Regions from separate parts of the Homo sapiens genome. Here region 2 is linked to region 1. Evidence: chromatin loops called from intact Hi-C (ENCODE). Cell type or tissue: dorsolateral prefrontal cortex. All regions are shown on one strand. Links, peaks and the distances in the headings refer to the core of each region. The heading gives the core; the rest is flanking DNA.

Region 1 (16,029 bases), core at 5,066-13,065:
TCCAGTTGGGTATGCCTGGTCTTTAAGAGGATGAAACCAATATCCTGACTAAGGGCTCAATCGTTTGCTTAATAAATGGATGGAGGAAAACCACTCAGTGGTATAATTGTCCTTTTCCACACTTGAAATCATCTCAAATATGTAAGATTATTTGTGAGTTTGTGTGCACTTGTTCCTGATGAATCAGAATAAATTCCACAAAGTATTCCCAGTAGACAGCAGGAGTTTGTGCTCTGCATTTTGGAATCTTCCATGGAGACTGGAAGAATACTTAGCACAATGTGGGCACCTAACTTGGTAGATGAATAAATGGAACAAATAATCCTGATATACGATATCACTCTACTTTGGAATGCTCACCTTAATGCTCAACTTAGTTAATTCTAACTTATTCCTATACATCTTAGCCCCTTATAATCTATGTCATAATACTCATTACATTTTCTTCTCACACTCTATCTTCCCATCACATTTGCAATTGCATTGTTTGAATTGTATTGTTTGAATATGTATTTGTACATGTGTTTGTGATTATTGATTGAACTTCTTTATTCTTCTCTATACTTCAGGCTCCCTGAGGGGAGGCCATGTTTGTGTTAGCTGCTCTTTTTAAAGGAATGGTCTCGTGCTTGGAAAGCAGAAGGTATTTGTGACAGAGATGGAATAATCTTCACCAAACCCATTTCCTCTTTATCAACACCATGAGCCAGGCTACACTTCCTAGTCTCACTGGCAGCTAAGTATGGCCATTTGATGGAGTTCTAGCCAATGGGATGTGAGGGGCAGTAAGATGAGCCACCCCCAAGCCTTACTCTTTAAAACCTCCCATGTGCGATCTTCCATGCTCTTTCCTCCTGCCTCTGACTTGTGGAAGCAAGTACAGTGACTTTGAAAGCCACATATTGAAGGTAGGGAAGCGATGAGATGGAAGGAACCTGGGCCCCTGAATGATCCTGTGGAAGAAAGCCATCACCAATCACGATTACCTGTTGAGAACTACCCTTGAAGGAGAAATGTTTATGGGATTTGAGTTTTCATATATTTTGAGTTTGGATAGCATTACCTCGACTCATACAGTATTAATTTTTTGTGTTTGTAATGATTAGATATATACAGAAAAGCAAATATTCAGGATGCTGATTGTGTCGTTAGAAATGTTGAATCCTGATGTACTATGGCAATCTTCAAGGCACTAGAAGAAAAATGGTTCCATAAGAATGAGGTAGTATCCCAGCTATCCAGCACTCTCTCCTCCACACTGCAGTTAACAGAGGCTTGTCCATCTTCGTATCCATACAAATACTCTCTTCTCTAACACACCTAATTTCCCTAGTGCTCTCCATCCCCAAATGGTCCTATATTCCTTCCTGTGCCATTGAAAAATCCAACATTTTACCAGACAGGAATGATCTTTTGAAATCAATTTGTATTAAGGAGTAAACTACTATTTTCTGCTTTACTTTCACAGGGAGGGTATGCATTTCTAGGGAGATTGGCAAAAATTAGTCTCTCATTGCTGATATTTCAGGAGTAGTGTAAAATGAAGCAAGCATTATTAAGCAGTGACAGGCAGTTTTTACAGCCTAATCATCATGAAGTGTTTGCATTACTCCACTCAGAATAACAGAGAATGATGGAGGGGGCTTGAGTTCTTGATAAGACATAGAACAGCCTTGGCAGCCCTGGATGCCAACCTCTGAACTTCTTGATTGAAGGAAAATCATTCCTAACCGAAATGGATGCCAATATTTTCCCCTGACAATGTACTTCCTCCAGAATCATGGATGTCAGGAGAATAAGAAGAGAAAGTGCATCTCTACCAGAAATAAAAAAAAAAAAAATTAGCCGGGTGTGGTGGTGGGCACCTGTAGTACCAGCTACGCAGGAGGCTGAGGCAGGAGAATGGCGTGAACCCAGGAGGCGGAGCTTGCAGTGAGCTGAGATCGTGCCACTGCACTCCACCCTGGGCGACAGAGTGAGACTCTGTCTCAAACAAAACAAAACAAAACAAAACAACAACAACAACCACAACAAAAAAAAAAAAAAGAAGAAGAGAGAGTATAAATTTAGAGGTTATGGGGCCAGGAGTACCATAGAAATACTTAGCAGTGGGTTAACTCTCATAAAGATATAAGGAATACGGTGGTCTGGCAACTGCAAACTAATCTACTCACCAAGAACATGACTTTGCAGAGGAATGGAACGAGGAGGTCTGTATAAAGTGTATTATTTCCAAACCAAAGTTTAGTTAAGACTTAGATGAGTTTAGCACCCAGGTTACCCTCATAAGTCCCAGACTATGGCCTCCCTGCCTCGCCCTCATCACCTGTGGCCTGACTAAGGATTTTAGTTCTCAAGTACACTTAAATTTAGTGCTTAACCCTGCATTTCAAGAAGATTAGTTGGGATCTGATGCCATCAGATCCTGCCATCCCCTCTTCTTATGGAGCTAGATTCAGACAGACCTCTTTGATTCACAGTGAGACCCTTCTATGACAATGATGCATCCCTTCCTAAAAGGCCCTGAATCTTTTCTCCACCTTTGAGACTCTTCCCTACCCCTGTTTGTTTACACAGGCCTTCATGACACCCCTACTACATGGCCTGCACATGCCTTCCTCATTTCCCCATCCCCAGTGCTCAGCGTGTGGCTTGGCACACATAAGGTGCTCAGTCTGTATAGAATGACTACATAAAATGACTTAGTAATTTGCTGAACTGGCTCCATCCTGGAGAAAAGACCAACTCCTGCTGCTCTGATTAATTTCCCTGCTTCTCATTGGCTTAAGTTTATGGCTACATAATCAAAACCACCCAGGACTGGGATAAGAGATAGATGCAACTCTTCCCAACTGAGGGAATGAGAGAATGGGACATGCCAAACATAACAAGATGCAGAGGAAAAGAAACAAGAACCTGCTATTATTACCAAATATTTCCAGTATTGGATGTTTTTCCTAAAGGGAAATTGAGCTAGGAGAACTCTACATCGGGGAGATGAGATAGTTGTTTATATTGGAAATGACTGAAGAGAGTAAAATAGATTGCTTTAAATCTAACATTCTGACATATATTGATCAAAACGTGATAAAATAAATTCTAACAATAACATTTCAATGGTAATTATATCCATGATGATTACTACAAACATCATTACATCACCTCCTCCTTTGCTACCACTATCACCACCATTTCTTGGACATCTATTATCTGGGACTAAGCTTCGTGATTTTACCAACATTACCTGATTTGATCCTATAAACTTGAGAGAGAGAGATCTCTTTTGCCCCAGGATCTATTTTCAAGGGAATCCAGCCTAAGATGTCAAGCCTTATGTTAGGCTAAGGATATGTTAGCCTATCTAAATAGGGATATTTGAGCTACCTGACAAAAACGAGTACAGTTATGGGGATAATGGGTTGAACAAATTTTAATACAATTTATATTTTTCTTCAAATTATGAAGGTAATACATTTGTTATAGAAAAAAAGAACAAAATTTATTATTAATAAGAACTCATTTTCTCTCTTCCTCATTGCCTTTCCTCACTCACCCACTCACAAATCCAAGTATTCTTTTTTTAAAAAAATTTATTTTTATTTTAAGTTCTGAGGTACATGTGCAGGATGTGCAGGTTTATTACATAGGTAAACATGTGTCATGGTGGTTTGCTGCACCTATCAACTCATCACCTAACTATTAAGCCCGGCATGCATAGCTATTTAATCCAAGTACTCTTAATGAGCGAAAGGTTTGATAAATTCATTCCCAAAGAGACTACTAGGGGACTTCTGCATTACCTTTTCCAGAGAGAAGTTTAGTCTCTTGCAGAAGTACTAAACTCCCAAGGCGGAGCTGGAACTAGAATTGATAGGAAGTTGAGGTAGAAGAGGCTCCCTAGTGGAGGAGACAGCTTTGAGTGAAGGTCTCTGAGATGCCCCTCGGGCTGCATCGTGGCGGCCCATTCTGCATGTGCTTCAGTCACATTCCAGATATGAGCATACGTGTGTACACCTGTGAGTGTGTCTGTGCATTGGAGAAGAGCAGTGAGCGCCATACAGCAAGAGATAATAAGGCACTTTTGCTGAGTAGTCCTTTCTACATGACCCTCTCCCTTATTTTCCAGGAAGCTCAAACTGAGGCAGAATCACAGCGATTTGGAAAATGGTGAGTTGCCAGCACCAGGCTTTCTCATTTTGGCTGGTGTCACAGCCACACTGAATATTTTCTTCCAAATTGTGAATGGGAACCCTTTGTCAGGGGAATTGGGTCCAAATGTGCTCACATTCTTACCTTTGCCAAGCGAAGCTTTTCATGACTACAGGATTGTTGAGGGATATGGTTTGAAAATAAATGTAGAGGTTCAGTGGCAAGGGCCAAGTTGTCATGGTACTCCACCTGTTTCTACTGCCTATGTCAACACAACAGCTACTGCTCTGAGCTTTGATGTTGCTGCTGAGGCAGGAAACACCATGGAGTCCTGAAATTCAGTGTGACACCTGTGAGTGGCTCCTGTGATTGCCTGGCAGGGCTGCAGACTGCACACATACATGCAAAGAGAGCTGCAGGCTCAACCTCTGCAATGTGACTCACATCTTAGGTGCTGCCAGGGATCTTGCTTCAGGTATCTAGAGATCTGACTTCAGGTACCCCGGAATTTGGCTTCCGGGTTGTTGCCAGGGGGCTGGGTAGTACCAGCTGCATGCGTACTAGCTGGGAAACAGCCAGCACCCTGGACTTCACCTTTTAAATCTCATTAGTAATAGGTGGTATGTGTGGTTGCTGCACAAAATGGACTTGAAATATCCAGGAAAAGTAAATCAAGACACCATTTCTTTCTTGTGGCTTGCTCTGAAAGCAGGATAACAGGCCTTATGTGGAGAGAGGTGTTGAAGATGAGTTGTATTTGTAATAGCAGTGAACAATAACAAAAATCCATTTCTGATCTGCAGACCTTAAATGTCTGGAGAGGTCAGATCAGATAAATGGCAGGAGTTCTAGACAGAGGGAAGATTTCCCATAGCCCAGCCATCCTGGGCTCCAAAGTGATTGAAATGAACTCCAGGGGCAGGCAGAGGAGACCCCAAAGAGGGGATACAGAGGGAGTGGGAGCAGATCTGGGTGGGTTGGCATCTGGGGTGGGGGCTTAGCTTAAGGACATTAGGCTTTAAATCTCATCATTTGACTTTTTCCCATCTTAGTCTTGGATTTAGAGACTCAAAGGTTTTTAACAGGAAACCCTCAAGATTGAGTGGCAGGAGGAGGCTATTTGTTTTTTTAAGTTTTGCTCTTTGGGTGGTAAGAAACAATGTGTCACCTTCATTACCAGAGAAAAAAAGGAGGTTTTCTTTAGGGAAACACTTGAATGGAAACTGAGAAGTTGTTGGGAAGTGAGGCAGCTCTAATGATTCCCCGCTTCTCCCTCATGGGCCTCAGTGTCCCACTACCCTCTCAGCGTTTGCTTTAGCCATAAGCACATCTACTCTATTCTTCTTTTGCTACCACCTGGATTTCGCATCGTCTTTGTTTCTGCTTGAAGCATCTTTGGCTTGCCCTTGGCTCTTCCTGATTATTCTGAGCCAGACTCTACCTTGGAAGCTGCCATTCCTAACATTATCTTAAGTTCTTAGCATTCCTTATTTCAACATTCCGAGAAAGGATGTCTGATTGTCTGCTTTTAGGTCCAATCAGCTATAGTGGAAGAGCAGAATCATTGAATATAAAACATGGAGATGTCAGCAGCAGGGGCTGTGAGCTGAACAGCTTCACTGGGAAGAGGATATGGGTGAGAAGGTACAGCAATGGGTACCTCCATTAACAGGTAAGCTGGATCCTCCATAGGAATAGGCACTAGCTGGTTTTGGATGAAGGTGTCGTAAGATCAGATACACTTTTGGGTGATCAGCATGATCTGGGTATGGACATGGCAGAGCAGGTGGAAGGGAAGGGACCAATATGTGTCAATAACCATCTATGAGCCAGGCACTTACCGGGAAGTATAATGTCTTTGTAGTTAGACAGACCAGTAGTGTCTGTTGCTCTGGAGGAAGTTACTTAAACTCACCAAGACTCAGTTTTCTCTGTATTAAAATGATGACACCTACCTCACTATCTGGCCATTGGGATTAAATATGAGAATATGTGTGAAAATTTATGTCATATGGTAAGCACTCAGATGTTTCCTGGTGGAACAGCATGGTGTGGATTAGGAACATCCAAACTCTGACATCAAGCTGAACTTTTGAAATAGAGGCCTCCCTGCTCACTAGTTGGGCAACCTTGAACAAGCTAGTTAAACTGTCTAGAGCTCAGTTTTGTTATCTGGTGAGATTAATAGCATTGAATGGTGTAAAGCACATTCTCAGTAAATGCTCATTATTATGATTATAGTTATTAATGTTTATTTAACTTTGAAATAATAATGTGTAGGAGCTCCTCAGGTAGATAATGGAAATAAGAAATTTCTTAGGTCATGGAAGCATGGAGGTATGGAAAATTTTGGAGAACAAAGAGGAGTCTGGTGAAGTAGGGTGGGGATACTGGGCAGATGCAAAGATTGCCAAGGGTTATATCATAAAGGCCGGGATACCAGCCTGGCATCAACTGCCTTAGATTGGGAAGATGCAAAACTGTGGTCTGGAGTCAGCCCTGCAGAAGCCTGTTTCCTGACTTTCCATCTTCAATCTCTTTTCTATGCAGTTACCAGAGTCATGTTTTGAAATCTCAAATCTGAGCATCTATCCTCAAATAGAGGCCTACATGGCTTCCAGTTCCTCCAGGAGAAGGTCCAAATCCCTTAAGATGACTTTAAGGCCCTCAAGTGTTCCAGGCTCTGTACGTTCTTGTGCCACAACTATGCCACAACAAAACAGTTTTTCCCCCATTTCTACTTTGTTTTTCCAGCTGTAGAGTCAAAGCCTCAAGAAGGGGAAAGGGACGAATGGACACCAGGTCATGTGCCAGGTAGCTGGGAAATGAATACTTCTATTTTCTATTCTTTTTTTTTTTTTTTTTTTTTTGAGATGGAGTCTCACACTGTTGCCCGGGCTGGAGTGCAATGGCGCAATCTCAGCTAACTGCAACCTCTGCCTCCCAGGTTCACAGATTCTCCTGCCTCAGCCTCCCGAGTAGCCGGGATTACAGGTGCGCACCACCACGTCTGGCTAATTTTTTGTATTTTTTAGTAGAGACGGGGTTTCCCTATGTTGGCCATACTGGTTTCAAACTCCTGACCTCGTGATCCGCCTGCCTCGGCCTCCCAAAGTGCTGGGATTACAGGTGTGAGCCACCGCACCTGGCCAAATACTTCTATTTTCATCTCTTAGGAAAGCATATGATGTAAATCACTGTTCCCATATTCAAATTTAAATAATGGCTTACCTTTCCGGGGATGTTTGTATTTGAATGAAGCAGCAAGTTTTTGCCACACTGTAATACTTTAACTTTACAGATATTTTGACTCCTTCTGTTTCTGATTTGCTTTCATAAATGAATAAAAATACATTATTTTACATCAAATTCACATGAGGTATTATTAATTGAAATAAAATAACAGAAAATTGGGAATGGCTATAACTTTCCATTATTAAATGTATTAGAGGTGAAAAAAATTGGTAAAGTTGAAAAATGTAAAAATCAACTAGGGAAATAGTAGTTTCTGGAGAAATAACCCAACAAAACCATCAAAGGCTAGAGCATGACATGGTAAAAAAAATTATTGGTAAAATATTGATAGTGAAAAAGATCATTTTGGAAAAATTTATAAATGCAAAATCGAATTAAAAAATTAGACTGGCCCAGGTGCAGTGGCTCACGCCTGTAATCCCAGCACTTTGGGAGGCCAAGGCGGACAGATCACCTGAGTCAGGAGTTCGAGACCAGCCCGACCAATATCGTGAAACCTCATCTCTACTAAAAATACAAAAATTAGCTGAGCATGGTGGCACGTGCCTGTAATCCCAGCTACTTGGGGGGCTGAGACAGGAGAATTGCTTGAACCCGGAAGGCATAAGTTGCAGTGAGCCAAGATCGCACCACTGCACTCCAGCCTGGGCAACAGAGTAAGACTCTATCTCAAAAAAAAAAAAAAAAAAAAAATAGACTTTGTGGAAATAATGGCCCCCAGAGAAAACTTACAAAGACAGAAACTTTTCTCATTTAATTTGATGTGGGCAAAAAAAATGAATGAAAGCTGTATCAAAAATAAATGTACATGGAAAACAGTGGATATTCATGAAAAATAATTTTAGTAAGATAGAAATAAAGATGATTAAAATACTACTAAATAGAAAATTGGTCCAAGAATTAAAATGGCTTAATTCTCCCAGAGAAATAATGTCTTTTTCATTCAGGAAAATTCACCAATACTGGTATAATTCTGGGGCAATGTTTGTATTTATGAGCATTGAGTTAAGACAATTTCTGGGTCACTACATTTTGATTGAATTCAGCAATTGTCAGCCAGAAATTGTACCACTCATTTACTGGGCAATAACACTATACAACTACTTACTAGAAAAGGAGCTTCTGGCTAAAATCTTTTTCTGAACCCAAGAGAATTGCAAGGATTTATCCATTTCTTCTGGGTAGATAGTTTGATTCTGAGAGTAAGCTGCAATGCGATGTGCTACTGACATGAGACCGTTCCCAATGGGAAGAACAGCAATCTCACTCCGTGATCTGGAAGCATACAGAAAAGCCTGTCTTCTTCAAAGGCATTTGGAGGTAAGCACCTCAATCCTGCTCCGACTGAGCTTCTTGGAGTGTCCCAAGGAATCGCCAACTCTCAGTCTCTTCTGTCATTCCCTTAAATTATTTCTCCTCTCTTCTCTGTTGCTGGGAACACAAATAGGACTGAAGGATCCTGGGGATTTGCTCCCTGCAGTTGGCAAAGCAGTGATATGATATGGAGTCTTAGTATTTAGAAGTAACACACATAGGGCACCTCCTCAATATAGCCCCACAGACATTGCCTGCTAATTTCCTTTGCTGCATCATTATCAGCACACAAAAGCATTTACTAGGATCTCTTTGAAAACGCTTCATTGTGACACTGGGCACAATGAAGGGAACAGATGTGATGGGCCAACCTCCAGGGGTTTGCAATCCAAGGCAGAAGGACAGACAGTGCAAACACACATGAGCGCTCAGGCATAACCTGCAAGCCAGGACACAGGTATGACAGTCGGGTTTGACACAGTGTGGGAACCACAGAGCAGCGGTCTTGCTTTTACATAAGGATGCTTCTTCTTACCACAGGGTTCCCCTAGGGCTCCTTTAACAACAAGCCCTCTTCTTGCATTTTTAATGGGATCTGATTTAAAATTATGCTTTGAAAATAACTTATGCGGGAACATATTGACTGCATACAGCTCATGATGTTGGTATAGGGAGAGGTGGCCAATACTGAATATGCCAGGCAAGAAATGTAAACTTCTGTTTACATAATACACAACCCAAGGGGCTCCTTCCATTGTGTAGAAGCATCAAAAAACCTGGTTCATTCTGTGCCTAGCAGAACACCTGGTCTGTGTTTGTTGGTCAAATAGTATTTATTAAATGAAATAATTAAATAATTACAAACAAAATGTCTACTCCATTCATAGGTAAGACGAATAAAACACATTTCTGTTTTCTACTTTTTCTTTCTTCTCCACCTTCCTCTTTTCCCTTGTTACTCCTTCTTTTTTTCCTTGCTTTTCTTCTCCTCTCCTTCTTCCTCCTCCTTTGATTCCTCTTCCTTGTCTTAACATTTCTCATTTTAAAGTGTGAACTTATTTTGGTATATGGTATAAATTGAGCCTTTGCACATTTTCCCCAGGGTGTTAATAACTTCCCTAATGCCACTTATTAAATAAGTGGTCCTTCCTCGGACCACTGATTTAAGTCTTTTCCTGACAGGGGCTCTAGTTTATCAATCTTTATGTCTCCAGTGCCTGCTGCAAAACCTAGAGATACTTGTGGGTATATGATGCTATATGATGTACTTAGGTTCTTTTTGGGTGTATGGTGTATTTGTGTTATGAAGTATGGTGTATGGCATATTTGTGTTGCCACACTTAGCACTTGTCATGGGAAGAATTATGCTTCCCCCAAACCAACTTCATATGTTGAAAGTTTTAAACCCTAGTACCTCAGAATGTGACTGTATTTGGAGATATTTTTAAACAGGTGACTATGTTAAAGTCATGTAATTAGGGAGGGCCCTAAGCCAATACAACTGATCTCATAAGAAGAAAAAATTTACACACAGCCATGCACAGAAGGAAGACTACATGAAGATACCGGGAGAAGACAGCCATCTATGAGCCGATAGAGGGGCCTCAGAAGAAGCCAGCTCTGCTACACCTTGATCTTGAACTTCCAGCCTCCAGAACTGTGAGAAAATAAATTTCTGCTGCTTGAGCCATGCAGTTTGTGGTACTCTGGTAGGCAGCCCTAATAAACTAACACAGCAACTATAAAAGTAACTTATTTTTATATTAGGGCCTATCTGTCTGTGAGCTATCAACTTCATTACTTTGAAATATCTGACTATGCTTTCAATAAGATTATTATATCATTTCAAATATGTAACATATTCTTAGAAAAAAATGAAGGAAATATAGAAAAATGTGAATTATGCTTATCTCTGACTGTGAGATTTTGGGTTATTGTACTTTTTTCTATGTCTCTTCCAGTGTTTTCCAGATTTTCTATAATAAGCATGATTACTTTTCTAAATAAGGAAAGTAGCTATTTAAAAGTTATATTAAGGTGCTATTGTGTGTATCAGATGGTGGCCTAAGAAGTGAAAAAGGGGAGGTTTGCATGTAGATAAGTTTTGCAACCTCTGAGGCTCCTTAAACATTTTTGAATTGCTGTAGCCTAGGCTTGTTTTGTAAAAAGTGCTTGTTGCTGAAAATGATGATTTGTTTGGATAAACCCCCTCCTCATTTTTTGGGTGGTGGGGGAGCTTTTTATTGCATAGTCACAATGGGAGGCATTGTTCACACAGACCAGCATCGTCATACTTCTATTCTTGTCACTGACAGTATTATTTGCAACTGCTTTTTTTCCAGCCTCTTCTAATTTCCACACTACCACTTATTGTATTTCATTAAAGCTGGGTTAGAAATGCAAGGCATATAATTAGATTGAGAACTATGCTATCGATTTGGTTTTCCATTATGATGTTATCACATGCACAAAAAAGTCATTTGGTACAATTGTTATGATTAAAACTACAAAAGAGATCTATTACATCAGACTTAGTTTTCAGTGCCTGATGCAGTGTAAAATAAGAGTGAGAGGGGTTGATCTGTTTATATTAGAGCTGCATATGCCATGTAACCATAAATGTCTGTAGGCTAATAATTTCAAAGGAACCTTTAGTAGATGAGAGGTTTTTTAGAAATTCATATTAAATAAAAGTCAATCAATACTTCAATACTCAATTTCTAAGGTGGTGGTGGATGATAATCCTTTTCCAGCTCTGCACTATGCAAAGACTCATGCTCCACATTTGCAGCTTTCTATTGCAGGGAGGCTAGGAGGGGCAAAGATGGATTTTGGCATTAGACAGAAGTGGGGTCAAGTCACAGTTCCATTGCTGCTTAGGAGAAGGCAGGATCATTATTTAATTCATATCTACCATGAGCCGGGCTTAATAGACATTATCTCTGTCAATTCCTACAAAGCTGTGAGGTTACTGGTTCAAGTTCATGTAGCTAGTAATTGATACGATTTTAGTTCCCTTCATCCCTAAATGTCCATGTACTCTCTGCAGTAATATTCTCTTTCTCTTTTGTTGAATAATGTTGGATAAGTTACTTAATGTTTCTGAGTCTTAGTTTTCTCATCTGATAAACAAGAACAATAACGTCCCTTCGTAAAGATGGTTTTGATTATTAAATGAATTAACATCTCTGTAAAACTGAGCATTGTGCTTGGCACATAATAAGTACCCAGTAAACACACTTATCTTTCTCTGCTTCTCAGTAAGTTCCCCCACAATCCCAGGGGTAACCTTGGAGTTATACTGGGTTAGAGGAATGACACTGATTTTCCTCATCTCTGCAAATGTAGGTAATGAAAAGGTTAAAAAAAAACAAGATCACTGATGTAGAAAGACCTTGTTTAATAGAATAATATGGGAACTAACTACAAAGCTTATCTTATAGCTATGCTTAAGTTGGTTTTGATAATCTACAAAATTGATTTAAAAGTATTTATTAAGCACCTAGTGCATCACAGACATGGGGGCTGGACAGATTCTCATGTACATGCTGTTTAATTTTTTTCCAACCACTTTCTGGGGGACATAGTTGAAGAAACTGGGACCCAGAGAAGGTGGAATAATTTGAGCAGTGACTTGGAGAATGATTACAGTTTCCACAAACAGAAATAAAGGTATGTACAGGGATCTTACATAAAGTGATATTGGGCTACATTTGATCTTTCTAGTTGTTTTGAGTAAAACAGTCAATTAGTCAGTTAAGTGGTGACTTAACTGCAATGTCTAGAGTAGGAGCTAGGTATGGCTGAACCCAAAAAAGGCTCAAATCAGAGTTATTGGATGGCTCATTCCTGTGACTTCTCTGCTTTGTTTCTGGTTGTCCCCATTTTCAGGAAAGTTGACTTATACCCCCATTTTCTCAGAAACATCAACATAAGGATAGTACCCCTTTTCTAGTCAATTCATGAAATTTCCCAAGACATTCTCTGATTAGACTTAGTTGAATTATGTGCTCATCCTGGATCTACTGCTGAAGCTAGGGTGATAGAATACACTGATGGGTCAGGCTTGGGTCACATGCCTAGCCTGGATTTGGGAGCAGAATCCACTTGAACAGAATTCATGGATGGAGAGTTGGGAGGGGTGGTGTAGCAGATACTCTCAGTGTTCTGCCCATACTTCCTAGGATCTCAGCAACATTTCCCTATATCTTTTTGTCAGGCAGCTGCCCTCAGGTTGTCAGAACCTGCTTTGCCTGTGCCCATGGAGAGCAGAGAATTTATGTGTCCCTAAAGGCGGCCCTTAGGAGTGGTAAGGGTGGGGTATGAATACTCTAGCTCCTTTCTCTTGGTGGAAACATCTCTCTCAGGTGTGTTCTATACTGTTTCTAGAGCTTCTCTGTGGAATTGAGCTAAAGTCATCTACTTGGGTTTATGATACTAAATATTTTCTAGTTGCACTTAACCACACCCTTACCGGTTTTCTTGGGAATAATTCTAAATAAATCACTTTCCCATGAGTCCTTGTTACAGGGTCTGCTTCTGGGGAACCTAATCTGAGAGATTTCTCCAAGGAAAAGTTGGGTACCTTAATTAGTCAGTTATTGCTGCACTAGAGCTAAATAAAAGACATAAATATCTAAGGCACTTACTGGAATAAACATCTTATTTCCGCTAAGAGGTTGGCTAGGGAAGCTCTGCTTCAGAGTATGGGTTGAGTATAAGCCTGTTCCACATGTCTTTTGCTCTGGGACCAGGCGTTGTGCAGCCCATCCTTTTCTCAAGACAAAAGCCAAGCCAAGCAAGGACATTTAAAGCTTCACTTCTGCTCACATCATATCTATTGGCCAAACATTCCATTGGCCAAAGCAAATCACATGGCCAAGTCAAGCATCAGTAGTCTGGGGAATATTCTTCCTCTACTCTAGACACATGGAAAAGGTTATGCATACTAATTCTATATCAGGAGAGAATGAGGAATTGGGAACTGTAACCCAATCCGCAACATTTCAATTGGAAGAAATTACTCCGCAGGCAAGAAATATTTTTCCTCCAGGAGATACTCTGCAGGCATAACCAGCAGATGTCTACCCTGATTTACAGTAAGTCATGTGTGATAGGCTGAGTAATGGCTCACAAAGATGATCGTGTTGTAATTCCCAGAACCTGTGGATATGTACCTTGTGTGGCAAAAGGAACTGCACGGATGCCATTAAAATATGGATCTTGAGATGGGGAGATTTTCCTGGATTATAGGTTGGCACAATGTAATTATAAGCGTCCTTATAAGATGAAGGCAGGAAGTCAGAAAGGAGAGAAGATGTTGCTCTGATGGCTTTGAAGTTGAAGGAAGAGGCCATGACCCAAGGAATGGTGGCAGCTTCTAGAAAGTAGCTAAGGCAAGGAATGGATTATTTCCTGGAGCCTCTAAAAGGAACCAGTCCTGGCAACACCTTAATTTTAGTCCCATAAGACTCCTCACAGACTTTTGACTTCCAGAACTAGAAGAGAATAAATGTGTGTTAGTTCAAGCCACTAAGTTTATGGTAATATTGGCTGGCAATAGGAAACTAATACACCACGTGGTTTACATATTTTAAAATACTTTAATCCTGTAAAGTAGACATTATTTTTACCATTTTAAGGCTGAATAACTTGAAGTTCCAATACATGAAATGATTGGCCCAAGGCCATATAGGTGACAAGTATCAGAGTTAGCATTCAAATGCAGGTCAAACTTCAATATTAATGCCGTTGCCATTGAAACACTATTTTAGCTTCTGTTTTCTGCTAGTGAGTAAATTAAGGAATGAACTCAGAGAACTCTAGACCATTCTTAATTCAGCAGGAGATGGGGGCAAATGAAACTTCTTCAACAATTGCCCTGGTCTTTGTGGTAGAGACTATATAAGTCTTTCCTCAAGTTTGTGACACATACAGCGATGAGCTCTTTGGGAATGAAGAGAAGGTGCCTCTGAGTATGGTGTTATGGCCTGAATTAAGTCTTCTCAAAATTTATATGGTGAAGCTCTAACTCCCAACCTGACTGTATTTGGAGATAGAGCACCTAAAGAGGTAATTAAGGTAAAATGTTGTTATAAGGGAAGGGCCCTAATTGAATAGAACTGGTGTCATTATAAGAAGAGGAAGACATGAGGCATGGGCGTGCACAGAGGTAAGATCATGCAAAGAGGCAGCAAGAGAGTGACCATCTGCCACCCAATGAGAGAAGCCTCAGAAGAAACCAAACCTGCAGGGACTTTGGTCTTGGACTTCCAGCCTCCAAAACAGTGAGAAATAAATTTCTGTCGTTTAAGCCACCCAGTCTGTAGTATTTTGTTATGGCAGCCCAAGCAGACTAAATACGGATGACATCTGACCTCTTTTGCCTTTCTGGAAGCTTCAAATCATATTAGGTTTGTTCTTAAAGTTTTAATAATTCATGCCTTTTACAATGGTAAACATTTGTACTTCATTTAAAGAAGACAGCTGTGTAGATTAATTCAAATTGATGTGATTCGAGAGCAGGCTATCTTTTCATACCGTAAAGAAGAGTGAGAGAAGAAAAGGTCTCAAAAATGTGTAGGCAAGTAGGGAAGTGTGCTGTAGAGAAAGTATCAGGTTTTTTGTTTTGTTTTAATACCCCTGACACTGAATGGGTATCATAAAGTTGTTCTTTTCACATTAGTATGAGCAGCGGCAGGGCCGCAGTCGACATCCTGAGGGTCTTGGGAGAAAAAAATGTGTGGAGAGTAATTTAACCAGAAAGAGGCTACCGCATTCTCAAAAAGACATTAAAGAAATTGCAAACAGGCAAGTATAAAATATTTATTGCACTCCAACTCTGGGCCATGCAAGGTGTGGAGTCATCTATTGAGTTACTATTTATAGAGTTTTTATTAATGAGTTGTAATAGTTTATTAATTAGGGCAATTCTAGTTGCAGTAACAAACAAATGCCAATACATTAGTAGATAAGCTTAGGAGAAACTTGTCTCTCGATCTGAATATAGTCCAAGGAAGCATTCCTGTAGGTGGTAGGATTTTTTTCCATGTGGTGATTTGGCGATCAGGGCTCCAATTTTTTGCTCAATGATTCTTGAGGAACCTTCTCTAGAACAAAGAGAAAAGGGGGGAAATGGCACACTGGCTGCCATTTTCATAAGTGATGCTCTGTACTTCTTGCATTTCATTGCTGAGAACTGGTCACATATCTTTAAAAATTCATGTTTTTTTTTTTAACTATGTGGAGTTGTCTTTGGAAAGCAGCTGTCCAGGCAGGTACTACAAAATCCCCTCTTGTGTAACGCAGAAA
Region 2 (16,029 bases), core at 4,111-12,110, 91 kb after region 1:
TTCTCTAATGATCAGTTGGAATGAGGATGTTAATGGAACACTATGCAGCCATTAAAAAAAAATGAGTTCATGTCCTTTGCAGAGACATGAATGGAGCTGGAGGCCATTATCTTCAGCAAACTAATGCAAAACAGAAAACCAAATACCACATGTTCTCAATTATAAGTAGGAGCTAAATGATGAGAACACATGGACATATAGAGGGAAACGACACACACTGAGGCCTACCTGAGGATGGAGGGTGGGAGGAGGAAGAGGATAAGGAAAAATAACTAATGAGTACTAGGCTTAATATCTCGGTAATGAAATAATCTGTACAACAAACCCCCATGATGCAAGTTTACCTATAAAACAAACCTGCACATGTACCCCTGAACTTATAATAAAACTTCAAAACAAAACAAACAAAACAAAATAAAGCCTCTAATTAAAATGGAGAATGAGTAGCTATGGAGACAAAGGCTTTTCTGTAGATACTAGAGACAAGAAGGAGGCCCTGTTGCTTCAAAATGCTGAGGTTCCTTGAGAATGTCAGTGTAGCCTTCATAAAGCTCCGGATTTCTCTCTTTTGGGGCCATGAGGGGTTATTTGCTAATCTGGAAGTTGGCATTTCGGGTGAACTGGATTTTAACTCAGCTCACTCTTCATTTTTTTGATGGCCATGGAGAAGGGATAGTGAGAGATTGAGAAGTGGAGGCTCTGAACTCCTTGTGGAGCTGTGCTCACCTCACCCTCCACCTGGGTGAGCAGGAGTTGCAGATCCAAGGGCTTTGGGCCACTAGACCTCTGGGTGGTGAGGACAGACTGTGCAGAGAAGTCATCAGCCTAGGGATGGCCTTACCACAAACTCTCTAACCCTGTGCTTTACACACTCCTGACAGGTAGAAAGTAAATTTGCATAACAAACTGTTTAAATATTCAATTTTTATCCAGCTTCAAGGCACTCTTTGTCCTCGGTAGTTCTAATGATTAGTGACCCCTTCAAAATCAGCATCATTTGTCAAATCAAATTAGCCTCCTTACTAACTGCAAGGCAGTGACATTCATCTTTTTGATGCTTTCAAACCAGTCGGAGGTAAAGTTCTCAGATGGAATGGGGCTTGGTATGCTGCATGAGTCACTTCCTCAATGAGGCAATTGTCAGAAAAATAGGAGACGTAGCTCTAAGGTAAATATTGTTGGGTCATTTGAAATGTATGCAGATTTGACATTTCCCTTCTGATTAGCATGTCTACACATTAAAGTTTTGTGTATGTCACATTGGATAGTTCAGATGCCAGGGTAATGTCAGTGAGCACTTGATAGAAACTTAATTTTGCTCCTGATGAAGAAAATGGAAGGATGAAGAGGAAAACCTAAGGTGAGAACCTTATTTAGAGTGTACAGGGGGTATTCAGAATAAAAAAAAAAAATGCTGGGAAGGAAAGTGTCATTATCTACTATGTGCCAGTTACTTTATTACCTAATTTAGTCCTTTTAGGGATATTGACCCCGTTTGAATAATTAAAATAGGTGAATCAACAGGCTTAATGCCAACAGATAGTAGAATAGTAGAGCTGAAAGTTCAAGCTCATGTGTGTTTGATGCTGAAGTCCATGCTTCTTCCTGCAGAGTGTTGCCTCCATATGATGCAAAATATCCAACCTAGCCCTGACATGAAAACTTAATTGAAAGTATCCAACAGTGGGTAAGCATCCTGACTCTGTCATTACGTTGCAAATTTAAAATTAGAAACTCAGAGCATTTCCTGGTACAACTTGTTCTTTTGTAAATAATGACTCTTCAGTCTCCACTTGAACACTTGCAGTGACCAGGAGCTAGCTTATGATTTCACCATTCATCCATGTCTATATTTATTCCTATGTCCCTTCATATACCAATAATTATGTCCTTCCATATTTAAGTGTACAATTGTATCTGCATCTAATTATGACTTTAGAGTATTTGCTCTGTTAGGGACTATGTTGTGTCTTTCACTTATTGTATCATTTATCATCACAAGAAGCCAGTAAGATATGTTATATTATTATGTAGACTTAATGGAAAAAAAATACTTGGACTTAAAAAAGATAAGTAGCTTGCCTGAGCCACATAACTAAGGAGCAGCATGTCTAAGTAGTACATCACCTCCCAGTTTCAAACTTTTTTCTAATACAGTGCTAATCCACAGCTCATAATATGCAGAAAGAGCAATATCAGCTTTTATCCTCAATTTGAACTTGCCTATCTAATCCTGCTTTCTTATTTTGTGTTGTCAAAATCATATAAAATATAGTACTTGTTCAAGAACATTGGCAAAGTGCTCCAACTAAATCCAGGCTTTAGAGATCATCTGTACATAAGGGCTACCGCTAGGCACTTTTCTCATACCCAGCACCATACATTAGATCTGGGGTTGGCAACTATGGCCTACAGGTCAAATCTTTGTCCATGCCTGATCTTTTAAATAAAGTTTTATTGGAACATAGCCATGCTCATTCATTTACTTATTGCCTTTTTTCTCCACTACGAGAGCACAGTTGAATAGTTGTGACAAGACCATATATCCCATAAAGCCTAAAATATTTACTCTCTGATCCTTTCGACAGAGTTTGCTAACTCCGCATTAGGACTCTTGCATAAATCTATCATGTTACCTATGGAAAAGGTGTACAAAAGGGATACAGAGTATCTGGGGGTGGCCATGCATGCTATAGAATAAGTTGCAGAGTAATTGCCAAAATAGTGTTTTAAGCTGGAGAACCAAGACAAAGAAATGGTATCCAAAGTGTATTTTAGTTCAAGCTCTCTGCTATTAATGCAGGGATTCTAAAATTGCTCCTGCAATTCTCACCAAAGGGTCAGAGGATATTAACTTTATTCACTTATCCTGAATCTTCCCTGTAAAACAGTGATTCTCTCTCTCTCTCTCTCTCACTGTCTCTCTCTCTCACTGTCTCTCTCTCTCACTGTCTCTCTCTCTCTCTCACACACACACACACACACACCACTTACTGAACCATGAATAAAAATCCCAAATCTACTGAGTCATAAAAGCTTGGAATGAAACCAGGACATCTAAAATTTCAAAATGCTTTATCAAGCAACCAATGTCTGGGTATCATTGCCACAAGCAACTACAAATATATCTAATTCCTTTTGCAGCAAGCATTTGAAGATAATTATCATTTTCGTGGCTTTACATACATCTACATGTCAATAACTTGACCTTGGCTTTTATCTGAGCTGTCACTTGGCGTTTCCACTTGGCATCTCAAACTTTTCCTGCCTCAACACAAATTTTTGATTCCCCCACCAAAATCATCTCCATTGTCATTGATGGCGCCACTCCCTATTCAGTTATTTAAGTTCATATTCTAAAATGTTTCCATGATTTTTTTCTCCTCCCATCATATCCTATCCACATGTAAGTCTGAAATATATCCTGATTCTGTCAACCTCTCCCCATCACCACCCTAGGTCAAGACACCATTATGTCTCTCCTGGACTATTATGAGACATCCAGATCTTGTCCTTGCTTGGATTTTTGAATCCTTACAATCCACAATCTATTCTCCCCAAGATAGTCATAGTGATCTTCCTAAAATTATGTCAAGTCATTTTGTTACTTAAAGCCCTTCAATGATGTTTCATTACATTTAAGAAACAATACAAACTTCTTACTGTGTTCTGCAAACTACACGGGCTGATGATTGCCTAATTTTGTGAATCCATCTTTATCACTTTTCTACTCAGTAATTCATCCTAGCTGCATGTGTCTTTTTTCTGATCCTTGAAAACTAAGCTCATTCACTTACTGGGGACTTTGCACTTGCTGTTGAGCCTAGAAACTTCTTCATGGCTGGTTCCTCCTTATGCGGGAGTCAGCTCGGAGCATCCATCGCTGACTACCCTATCTAAAGCAGCTACAGTAAATCCTCGCTTAACATCGTCAGTAGTGTTCTTGGAAACTGTGATTTTAAGTGAGACAATGTACTGTATAACAAAACCAGTTTTACAAAGAGTTAGATTCCTATGGCATACAGTACATCATTTCACTTAACATTGCAGTTTCCAAGAACCTATCAACAATGTTAAGTGAGGACTTATACTTTAAAGCAATATGTTGGTTTTATTGCAGCATCTTCTTCGAGTTTCCATGTAGCTCTTATCACTATAAATATTATTATGAAATTATCATGTTTATTTGATTGTTTATTATCTGCCTTTCTGCAAAAGAATACAAGGGCCACAGGAATACACCAAGTACCTAGAACAATGAGTGGTGCATAATTCTTGCTTAATAAGTATTTGTTGAATGAATACTGCTTTTCTCTTTAATGTTTTATTCTTCAAGCTAAATCTCCCTACCCTTTCAAACATTTACCAAAGTATACTATGTGACTACAGTGTGAATTGGTTAACTATAATCTGTTCCCTGGTCACAAACAACCTATTCCAGAGCAGAACTTTCTATACTTTCTAAGAGGAGAAGCTGGTTTTCACTTTCCTTTGCAAGCTTCCTATGCATTTAGTACAATATTGTATACATGGTGGGTATTGAATAAATGTTGATGAATGGACTGTATAATGACTTTGGGGGTCCATACATCAAGATTTTCTTGAAGGGCAGGTAATTACTTGTACTTTATATCTGACGTTTTAATATAACTGGTGGCGGTCATTATCCCTTGTAATTGCATTTGCATCCTAGTCAATTCTTTCAAAAAAAAAAAGGAGAAAATAAGCAGAATTACTTTGTGAGCAATCCACAATTGGATTTGCATTTAAAAATTGCCAAGTGAGCACTCCTGCCTGATGGCCAAATGAAATTAATCTCTCCTAACTCAAGGTCTCATCTATTTGGAGAGAAGGGAGCTGGACTCATGGAGTGCTGCTGGCTCTCTAAATGATAAAAGTCATCACTCCCATTATTTATATTTTCAGGGTGCCTATGATGTTCTCTCACTGTGCTAGCCAATGGGAATATAGAGATGGCTAAGAGATTGTCCCTATTCTTCAGTTCTCCAATTCTAGGTTACATGATCAGAGGCCCTGTTCCGCCTGCACACTACTTCACAGAAATGCCCCACATTCTTAATAAGGGCATGGGTCAGATGTCCATGTTCATAATAGTCTATCCCCTCTTCTGGACACAGCTGTTGGTTCATAGTTAGACATCTGGCCCAGTGCAGTTAGTTTATATTTCTCAGAAGTTCGAATTAAAGGAATAAAGGGTAAGGGAGTTGGCCCCTGAGTTGTGTAAATGGTAGAACACAGATGTCCATCTGTGTTGCTCAGGTCTCTGGGAAGGCTTTATTTTTGACCTTCTTGAGACCTGATTGTTCATTTTTGCTTTTAGATTTCAGTGAGGTCTTAAGAGAATTCGATAGGCTTCTGTTTCTTGCAGCAACATTTCCATAAGAAACAGCTATGTAGATGGGGAGACATACAAACCAAAACCTGTACTTCAGTGTGTTCAGTACCATAGTAGAGGTTTGGGCAGGTTGCTATGTCAACAAAGAGGGAGTTCCTTAAACCTGGTCTAGGAATGTCAGAGGAAGCTTGCAGGAGGCATCAGCTAAACTGAGTCATGACAGAAAAGTAATAATTACCTTGGTGAGAAATGGTAGGGAGAAGAAAGTCAGGTTTAGGCAGCATGAACAAGCCAAGTGGAATGCAAAAGAGCAGGTATATTCTGGGAAGCACAAGTGTAGTATGATTGGAGCTCAAATAACAAGATGATGAAGTGGTAGGTAAGCACATAGAGAAGCAGGTAGTAGCCAGACTACGGGGTGTCTGCCGCTAAGGTGTTAGGAGTGGGGGCTTTACCTTGTAGGCTTCTCACCTGCTGAATGACCAGTTTTGATCCTTTCTCTGAAGGGATCCAAACCACATCTTCAGGCACCTTTTAGTTATTTCATGATTCTTTCTTTAGGAGTGACCCAAGGCAAACTTACAAAAAGAAGCACATGGCATGTGGAAAGAAGAGAAGATTCAAAATCAGTAGTCAGGATTTGAGCCTCTTCTCTTCTGCTTTCTAGCTGAAAAATGTCGAACAAAGAATTCAACATTACTTTTCTGAGCCTCTCTTTCCTCTTCTATGGAATGGAAGTAATAAAATATCTACCTCCCAGAGTTGTAGTTCAGACCCAACACATATATTTTTAGTGCTCTATCATATGTTAGTTTCTGAACTTTGCTCTTTCTCAGGAAGCATCCCACTGAATTAAAAACATCTGTTGAGTTAAATACTATTGTCTCTTCAATCAAATGGAGAAATTGAGGCTAATGAAGATAAAGAGCCTTGTTCCATTTCATACATCTAGAAGTAGAAGAGCTGGTATTAAAAATCCTACCTGTTGGACTTTATATCAGGTGCTCTTTTCCCAAACTACAGCTGCTTTATAAAGAAGCAAATGATAATTTTTAAAACAACACAATAGCAAAGCCATGGAATCAACTCAGTTTCCCATCAACTGTGGATTGGATAAAGAAAATGTGGTACATGTATATCATGGAATACTATGCAGACATAAAGAAGAACAAAATCGTGGCTTTTGCAGCAACATGGATGCAGCTGGAGGCCATTACTCTGAGTGAACTAACGCAGAAACAGAAAACCAAATACCCTTTGTTCTCCCTAATAAGTGGGAGCAAAACGATGGTACACGTGGACATACAGATGGGAACAGCAGACACTGCGGACAATTAGAGAGGGGAGAGAGGGAGGAGGGCAAGGGTTGAAAAATGACACATTTTATTACCTGGGTGATGGATTCATTTGTACTCCAAACCTCAACATCACTCAGTATACCTTTATAACAAATCTACACATGCACCCTCCGATTCGAAAATAGAAGTTGAAAAAAACTGTATTTTCTCTAAAAAATTTTGCTTATGTACTAGTTGGTGCCCTTCAAGTGGGAAAAATCCATGCCTGCTGAACTGTCACCTCTTTTTTTTTTGGAGGGCTTCTATTTTTCAAGTGCCCTGTGTCTTCTTGGGCTTGTTTTTTATTCTAGACAAAATGCTTCCACACACTGGGGGCTTTACCTGGCCTGCTCATGAAGGCATCATCTGGGTCCAAACTCCTTATTGGCTACTTATCAAAATGGATCTTTCTCTGCTCTTCTTTTGCATTAGATTCTTGCTAAGAACCTAGAATTTGCCTGATAGATTGACTTACCCTAAAGTTAAAAAGGCTTTTATTAGCTTATTTTATGGCTCTATATTGTGTATTTCCTTTTAAACAGAGGTTCCTTAGAGACTCAATTCCTTAATCCAGCATTTCTTAAGTTTGCTTTTGGGAAGGTTAGTACAAGAAGATGGTCTCTTTAAAAATAATTCTTGAGAATCACTATACTGGTTAACATATTAAAAGAACCAAGGAGTCCTACAGATTTTTAAAAAGCCTTTGCTTATTGATACTCTTTGGTTTGACTGCCAATTCTCTTTTTGTGGATCATCTGCTAATATCTAATAAATTTAGCATGACACAGAACAAATGTTGAGAAACAGTCAATAAAAAACTGTCTTTGTGAAAATTTTGGCATTGCACTATCTGGAAAAAGTGATTTTTGTGAGTAGAGCCATGTGAGTATGCTTCTAAAAACACAACATATTGGCATTATTCTCAGGAGTAGATCCAGGTTTTGTGGCACTTGAAGATTATACAGTTGATGGGTGACTAAGAAAAAAATTACTGTGTTAATCAAAATTTAGGTTTTGAAAGGGGCCTGTGTAAGCAAAGAGCCCACAGAGTAAGCTTCATTGTCTGTATTGTCAATCTACAAAAGACTGACCTTTTTCAAGTGAGTATAAACCTGGCCTGGCTTATGTTCATGTGGTGAGTGAAAGAATAGTAAACCAGGAAGAAGAAGGCTTATGTCCTTGGTCAGAATTGTCCATTTTACTTCAATTCCCTAGACTCTGTGACTTTGGATAAGTCACTTTATTTCTCATCATCAGTGACTTTATTTTTAGAAAGGGGTATTAATTGTCCTCTGGATGATAAAGAGTCATTTTGAAATTATAATTAATGGGGAAGCATTTAGCACTATACAAATAGAGGTTATGATTCTTTTCAAAATGCTTATTAATTCTGAGGACTACACATATGTTAACAATCATTATTGCTAACATATCAAATAAAAACAAATCTGGACTTAAGTAAATGGAGATTTTATTTTTAAAATATTGCAATAGAAAAGGTAGACAATTGCAATAGATTAATGACCCTAAGATCTCCATCTCAAATGTCAGGCAGAGGACAGCTTTTTTTGTTCTTTATGGCAAGGAATAAACAAGGCTAGAAAGAACAGGTATGGGGCGTGGAAAGTGGGTAAGTGAGTGGCATGATGAGACAGTTGATATCCCTTCCCCTGTCTCCCCATTTCAGCTGATTTTCAGGAGGGGACAGTAAGGAGAGGTTGCTCCAAGTTCCATTGCTCAGCAGAGGATCAAAGATAAGAGACCTGGGGAGAGGTGAGACACTTGAGTATAGTTTAAGCAAATCAAATTGGTAGGCATTTTGTCCAGGTTGGTGAGTGGAAAGAAACAGTTAAGCTAATCATTTATGAGGCAAAGGGTGGGAATTTGGAGGATCTGTGTCCAGCCTTGTCAAAGGCAAAAAAGGAGTCATTCACAGGTCTTTTTTAAGTTATGTGCAGAAGAGTAGTTCTTTGCAGTAAGCTATTCTTGGGGTACATATTAGGATAAGGGAATGTCTTAACTTTTGCTGTTTTCCAGGAGCACAGGGCTCAGGTAAAGTTCAATATTATCAAATATCAACACCATCATTGCTTTTCTTGTGTCTGGTCAGTCATTCAAAATGCTGTATCTTTGGAAAAATTACTTAACTTTTCAGACCTTCAGTTTTCTCATCAGCAAAATGAGAATAATTATAATAATAACTAGCTCACTAGGATACGGTGATTCTTGAATGACCTAATGACTATGCAAGCACCTCATAAGCTATAAATATTGTGGAAATATTATGCATTTTTTTGTTGTCATTGTTAGTAGCTCTATAGGCTCTGACTTCTTCATTTATTTGATGCAGCAAAAATGGGGAAGGGATGAAACATTGTTTAAATGAATCCTAGATACCAGACACAGGGGTGCCCCATACTCTTTCTCTCACCAGGTGCATACAACCCTGAATTGTCATGTGCATGAAATCATCTACTTTCATCCAAGGAATATGGAAAAGAGATGGGCAAAGAGATAACTCAGCTACATTTGCCTGTTAATAATTGATTTATTTTACTCTGGAAGCAATTAGCTTGTTGTTCCATATAGTTTTTTTGAAAAAGGCAAAGGAAAAGATAAAGAGGAGAAAAAAAATCCCATCAAGCCCATATTGCACGTTGGCTGCCAACAATGTTTCTTTTAAAAATAAAATAAAATGTTCTGTTGTAGATTTTTTTTTTCCTTTTGGAAAGATACAGGAATTGCAAAGAGAGTGCCAGACAGCACTAGCATATGCTTATTTTTCTAACTCAATGTGGGCAGCCTTTCTTAAACATTTTGTATAAATATATTTATTCTCCCACTGAGACCTTGCCTGCCAGGTTCAGGAACAACTGAGTAAGCAGATGAGTTATAAACCAAGGAAAGAAAAGGAAGAATTGCCATGGAAATGCTGATGGCCCCTTTATTCCAGTTGAGTACATTGCCCCAGTATAATAAATTAGTGGTTGATGTGTTGATGATAAATCTATAGCAGTTTTCATATTCAAAGTAAAAGATATTTCACTCTGTCTTTGCTGCAGAAATAATCAGAAAGCAAGGAAATGTTGACATCCGGTGGGCAGGATTGAAAAAAACACACACACAAAAACCCTTTGGTGCACAACCCACATTTGCAAGCTGTCTGCATTTCTTGTATTGGCCTCAGCTTTGACAAATGTAAAAAAGTCACTAATATTTTGACACTCTCCCTGCCCAAGTCTGATACCAGCTGGCTGTGAAGCCACATATTCATTGTTCTGCTGGATTTTAAAGACTGGGTCCCAGCCAAAGGACTGGACTGGATCCATTCATTCATTTTGAAGATTGAAGTTGCAGCTTAACTGTAATGACCATTTCTCAACTCAATCTGGGAACCTCTTCCAAATCCAACAGATGCCTGAGAGGCAAATGTGCATTTGGATTGGAAACCACTCTCTCTGAGAAAGAAACAAAAGGTGATCCTTGAATCTGAAAACAATTCCTTGTTTTAAGAGCAACTATCATTCTTTATATTGATTGTGCCTTATTTTTAAAAAATGCTCATGTTATTAGAACCTTTGTAAAAATGCTTATCTTACTATTTTAAGTGAAAGGGAAAATTTAAATTGCAGATGCAGTATGACAACAATTATGGAAAATTATGCCCAGAAAAAAAAAATTGGCAGAAAACACACAAAATGTCAAAAACTTTAACGGGAAAGATCTTTAAGGTTATGGTGAGCTTTTTCTTTTACTTTCACGTACTTTTCTTCTATATCAAGTTTTACATTTATAATTGGGGAAAAATAAACTGTTTGTTTCTTTGGACATGTGCTCTGTTTCTTTTATTCTTACTGTATTTTGAGCTCTGGTGACCATATTGTTCTAGTAATCACAGGCAACTATTGCTCAAGTGAGCTACAGCCTTGGAAAATAAAACCATTCTATAATCTACAAAAAATTCTTTGCGTTCTACATCTAAAAAATGCTCCCCTGCTGTGTGTTCCTGCTGTACCATTTTTCCAGTCACTTAATAATTGGAGACATTAACCCTGATCACTTGCAAATTTTCCATTTAAATTTATTTTTAGGTAAACAGATGCTTGGGAAAACTGCCACCATAGGGATGTAGGAGAAAGGAAGTTATAACTTGATCCTGAAATCATTTGAGGGAATTATTTCCAAAGCATAATAAGACGCTTATATATTTGAGTGTCAGAGTAATCTGGGAGAATGGATTTATATTAATTTTTTCATGTAAATATAGTGTGTCTTTATTATGTGCAGATCCTATGTGAAGGCTTTGTTTGTACTATTTCATGTAGCCCTCATAAAACTTTATAAAATATGTAATGTCATCACTTTTCAGTTGAGGAAACTGATACTTAGATGGATTAAAAATTTGAAACTCCACCACTCTGATTCCAGCTCATGCTAGAATTTTACGCTTTAGCTATTGGCTTTTGTAATCAGGAAGACTTGCCTTCTGATCTCAGTGCGTCAGAAGGATCACTTAGAAGCTGGTGACTCCAGTTTTCTCATCAGTAAAATGGGGACAAGAAAATCAAAGACAAAGGTAATAAAATCCGTGCAGTTGCAAGGATGAAAGTAGTTAATGCCATCAGCATCAGTTGGAGAAAATCCCTCTGATTCCAGGGCATCTCTTCCAAGTAAAAACTACCAAAATGAGCTTAGAGATAGGCATCTCTGGAAATGTTTCCTTGTCCTGCCTGTAAAAATTTGACAGTATTTCTCCACAGACTGTAGCCATATCCAACCCCCTGGCTCGCACAGCACTGATTAAAAAACGGATTGCCAGCAGTCATCTGTGATTGTCTACCATGAAGTGCTGCTCTTCTCTTCCTCCACCCAATTGCCCCATGCACTATTCATGAGTTCTACAATATTCCAAACTTTAATTTCCACAGATTAATTCTCACTAATTATTCACCATATGAACCTTCGCAGGAGAATTCCACTGGAAGCTCTTCCATCCTGAGGCAGGGAAGGCAATGTCGAATCGTTTTTTGATTTCAAGTGGAAAACAAACTAATTATGTGGAAATATGATAATAGATTGCGCTGCAGGGACCAGTCCTCTGCAGGCTTCAAAATGTTTGCTTATGATCAGCTCTTCATGTTATTTCTTCCAGGAGGAGCTGCCCTTTCATAATACATCAACATTATTGACTGGCCTGTGATTCCTTACTTGGAGTTAAGATAATTTGCATAATTGTATATTACTTCCGTCTGGTAGAAACAAACAAGATGTTTGGGTGCTAATGATCAGGCAAGCAGCGGTGACTGCCGGGAAAAATAGCATTAGTAAAGTCCAAAAACAACGAAGAACAGCTTCTCTCCTTGGCATCTTTCATCACTTTCTTTGACGTAACTCTGTTCCACTTGGCCACAGGCATTGTTTCTTATCTGGTTGTCCAAGCTTAGGAGGTGATCTGGCTAGACATATATTCCAAATCTGCAAAAATATAAAGCACTGTTAGGCTGTGAACTTTCATACTTTGTATTTGCTTAGGTCACTTCTTCTGCCTAAGCATGAATCTCTTCCTTCTTCTCTCTGGCAGAAATGGTCTTATCCTTTGATAAGGTCTTATCAGCATTTGTGCTGATCCTCCTTTTGATACCCCCCAACTTTTCCACCTACTGTGCATCATTCTTGAAAGGAAAACCATATCAAATGAACAGAGTAGATACAGGAGGCACAAAGTAGGTGCTAACCACATACATTCTCACTCATTCAATTAATAGTTTTTGAGCTTTACAATTTGCTAGTTGTATTCTTGTCACTTCGAATAGAGGAGCTAACAAGTAGGACAAAAACAAATCCTCCTTTCTTTTAATTCAACAACACTTCTCTGTTGTAATTCATATCCCTATTTAGCAATTATTCATTTGGACTTGTAGTACATCTGATAGAGTGATAGTTTACTTGTCTCTATAACTCCATGACCAGACACACAGTAAGTGCTAAATAAATGTCTGTTAAATAGACTTGATATTTCAAAAGAGTGGATCATGCAACCTATTTGATGTATTAAATCAAGTATACAGATAGGGGTACATTACTTGCCAGCTCTATATGATTGGTAGTGGCTGCATCAAATGCTGAGAAAAGAATTTTGAGGCTGTATATGTTCAGTGGAAAAGTTTTTTGTGATTGATTAGTAATGTCTGCAATGAAAATATTAATGGAGAATAGCAAACCACATGTCAAGTGATTATTGCATTCTTGCTAAAAAAAATTTAACCTTGGGCATCTTCAAGAGACTTAATAGCTATACATACGTGCTGGAGAGGATGTGGAGAAATAGGAACACTTTTACACTGATTGGTGGGACTGTAAACTAATTCAACCATTGTGGAAGTCAGTGTGGCGATTCCTCAGGGATCTAGAACTAGAAATACCATTTGACCCAGCCATCCCATTACTGGGTATATACCCAAAGGATTATAAATCATGCTGCTATAAAGACACATGCACACGTATGTTTATTGCAGCACTATTCACAATAGCAAAGACTTGGAACCAACCCAAATGTCCAACAGTGATAGACTGGATTAAGAAAATGTGGCACATATACACCATGGAATACTATGCAGCCATAAAAAAGGATGAGTTCATGTCCTTTGTAGGGACATGGATGAAGCTGGAAACCATCATTCTCAGCAAACTATCTCAAGGACAAAAAACCGAACACCGCATGTTCTCACTCATAGGTGGGAACTGAACAATGAGAACATGTGGACACAGGAAGGGGAACATCACACACCGGGGCCTGTTGTGGGGTGGGGGGACGGGGGAAGGATAGCATTAGGAGATATACCTGATGTTAAATGACGAGTTAATGGGTGCAGCACACCAACATGGCACACGTATACATATGTAACCAACCTGCATGTTGTTCACATGTACCCTAATACTTAAAGTATTAAAAAAAAAATGTGTTCAGTGGGTGGAGTTGATGAGTTTTTCAGGTTGCCTACAGTTCAAGTGTTAAACAGGTTATGATCTACCAAGATGGTTGCAATATTATGGTTTTGGACATTAAACCCTTGAAATAAAACATTTTGATTTACTCTCTATGGAAGTAATAAGATCTGCCATTATTGGGCTAGACACCTTCCATGTATTATCCTATTGAATTAGTCCCAGCAACACTGCACATTAGGTAATTTTAATCCCATTTTACTGATGTAGAAACCAAAGCTCAGAAATGTGACCAAGATAAAAAAGATTATGAATGGAAAATAGAAAATTTAAGTCCAGTTTGTCCTGACTCCAAAGTATATGCGTTCCCCGTGTATTCCCAAGGCAAATTGTTATTTAGTTCTTCCAGTCTAACATGTATTGCTATGCATTTCAGAGAAAGTGGCCCTTTGACCTAGTGGACAATGAGACAAACAAATGTGAAGCATTCCAATGATTGTGGTCTTTGTGGGTGCTAGAGGAGCAGGGACCGTCTGTAAGGGTGTATGTGCAGACAGATTGAAGTGGGAAAGTGGCTTCAAATAGAAAAAGGTTGAAAATGGAAAATAACTCCTTTCATTGAGTGTATTTTTCATGCCAGGAGTTGGGTTACTTACTGAATGGTGAAGACTTTTAAGGATGAGCATTATCATCTCCATTTCTCAGAATAAGAAAATACAAGCTCAGATAAATTGAGTAACTAGATTAATGAAAAGAGGGATCTAGTTTATTCTATTTGTCCACTACTGTATCCCTAATTCAGTATCACATCTTCTGCCTGGCACAAATTAGACACTAAACAAACAAATAAATATAGAGAAATATATATATATATATATATATATATGAGATATTTATTTATTTATTTATTTATCTATCTATCTATTTAGAGACAGAGTCTCGCTCTATTGCCCAGGCTGGAGTCAGTGGTGCAATCTCCACTCACTGCAACCTCTGCCTCCCAGGTTCAAGTGATTCTCCTGCCTCAGCCTCCCGAGTAACTGGGACTACAGGTGCACGCCACCATGCCTGGCTAATTTTCGTATTTTTAGTAGAGATGGGGTTTCACCATATTGGCCAGGCTGGTCTCGAACTCCTGACCTCGTGATTCGCCTGCCTCAGCCTCCCAAAATGCTGGGATTACAGGTGTAAGCCACAGTGCCTGGCCAAGAAATATTTTTTTTATGAAAAAGGTTAATGAGAAATAATCCAGGTTTTGGCCAGGCACGGTGGCGCATGCCTGTAATCCCAACACTCTGGGAGGCCGAGGTGGGCAGATCACGAGGTCAGGAGATCGAGACCATCCTGGCTAACATGGTGAAACCTTGCCTCTACTAAAAAATACAAAACAAACAAACAAACAAAAAAGCCAGGCATGGTGGTGGGCGCCTGTAGTCCCAGCTACTCTGGAGGTGGAGCTTGCAGTGAGCAGAGATTGCACCACTGCACTCAGCCTGGGTGACACAGCAAGACTCCATCTCAAAAAAAAAAAAAAAAAAAAAAAAAAAAAAAGAAATAATCCAGGTTTTAAATCCAGGTCTATTCAACTCCAAAGCCTGTGCTATTGCTATCATGCCAGGCACCCCTTGGGGAGTTTAAAATGTGCTTGAGACTTTGAAACAAGTTCCATCTTTCCAGTATAACTTCTTACACAGCTGCATCAATGCAGCTGGATTTTTGGAAAAATGTTTATAAGAAGGCTTGGCAGGTTTCTTGTACATTAACTATCCTTACAAAATAATATTTTGATGGATTACATGTAAATGAATCAGAAACATATGGCTTCCATTTCCTTTAGAATGCTCACACGCAGATCATTTTTATGTGTTTGGTGAAATGGATTTTCCTGTATGCCACTTCCCCGTGCCTCTCTCCTTTCATCCCCCAGTGCATTATATCCAAGAAGACAGGAAGATCTTCTAAGAATTTCACAGAAACTTTGAACCAGAAACAGAGATGGAAGCATCTCTACTTCTGACTACACAACATAGATGAATTTTCCTTTCATTTCCAATAGCAGAGACAACTACAGTAAGGAAAGTTAGGAGATTGTCTAGGACTTCCCTAAACTGTGAACCTCTCATCACAATATACCCTTTTACTCAACTTGGAAATGCTTAACACTCAGTCAATGCAGATGAGGAGATTTCCTCTTCATGTTCACAATGTTAAATGATGTAAACATTACACTGTAAATGTGTACATATTTTGAGCCATTTTTTAAAAAAGAATTTGCTTTGGGGTACTATATCTGAGAAACTGACTGGAATGGGCTTTTCAGATACTTGTTTAGAAAGCGTAATAGCTATTATGCAGTCTGTGAAATATAAAATGCACCCATCATGATGTCAT

Evidence for each region. Hi-C counts contacts between places; a loop is a spot of excess contacts. Peaks named below come from ENCODE experiments on the same cell type or tissue, not always from the same donor. Only the 100,000 strongest peaks of a DNase experiment are listed, where the experiment ranks them.
Region 2: a loop joins it to region 1, with 4 times the contacts of the local background. A loop is called at or near these places in 1 of 110 quality-filtered maps.

Annotation. Positions count from the first base shown.
Region 1 is chr1:60,651,123-60,667,151 of GRCh38, reverse strand. It overlaps LOC101926964 (a long non-coding RNA gene), which reads left to right. Exons shown (of 6, transcript NR_110628.1): 5 at 4,127-4,167; 6 at 5,682-7,521. Among named protein-coding and RNA genes, the nearest start is that of LINC01748, 36 kb to the right of the region's middle. In dorsolateral prefrontal cortex, for the core only: no CTCF peak of the experiment used is centred there; a DNase peak (open chromatin) is centred at 9,128; H3K27ac peaks cover 1,446 bases.
Region 2 is chr1:60,558,996-60,575,024 of GRCh38, reverse strand. The region is part of intron 4 of LINC01748 (long intergenic non-protein coding RNA 1748); the gene reads left to right. Among named protein-coding and RNA genes, the nearest start is that of LINC01748, 56 kb to the left of the region's middle. In dorsolateral prefrontal cortex, for the core only: no CTCF peak of the experiment used is centred there; no DNase peak of the experiment used is centred there.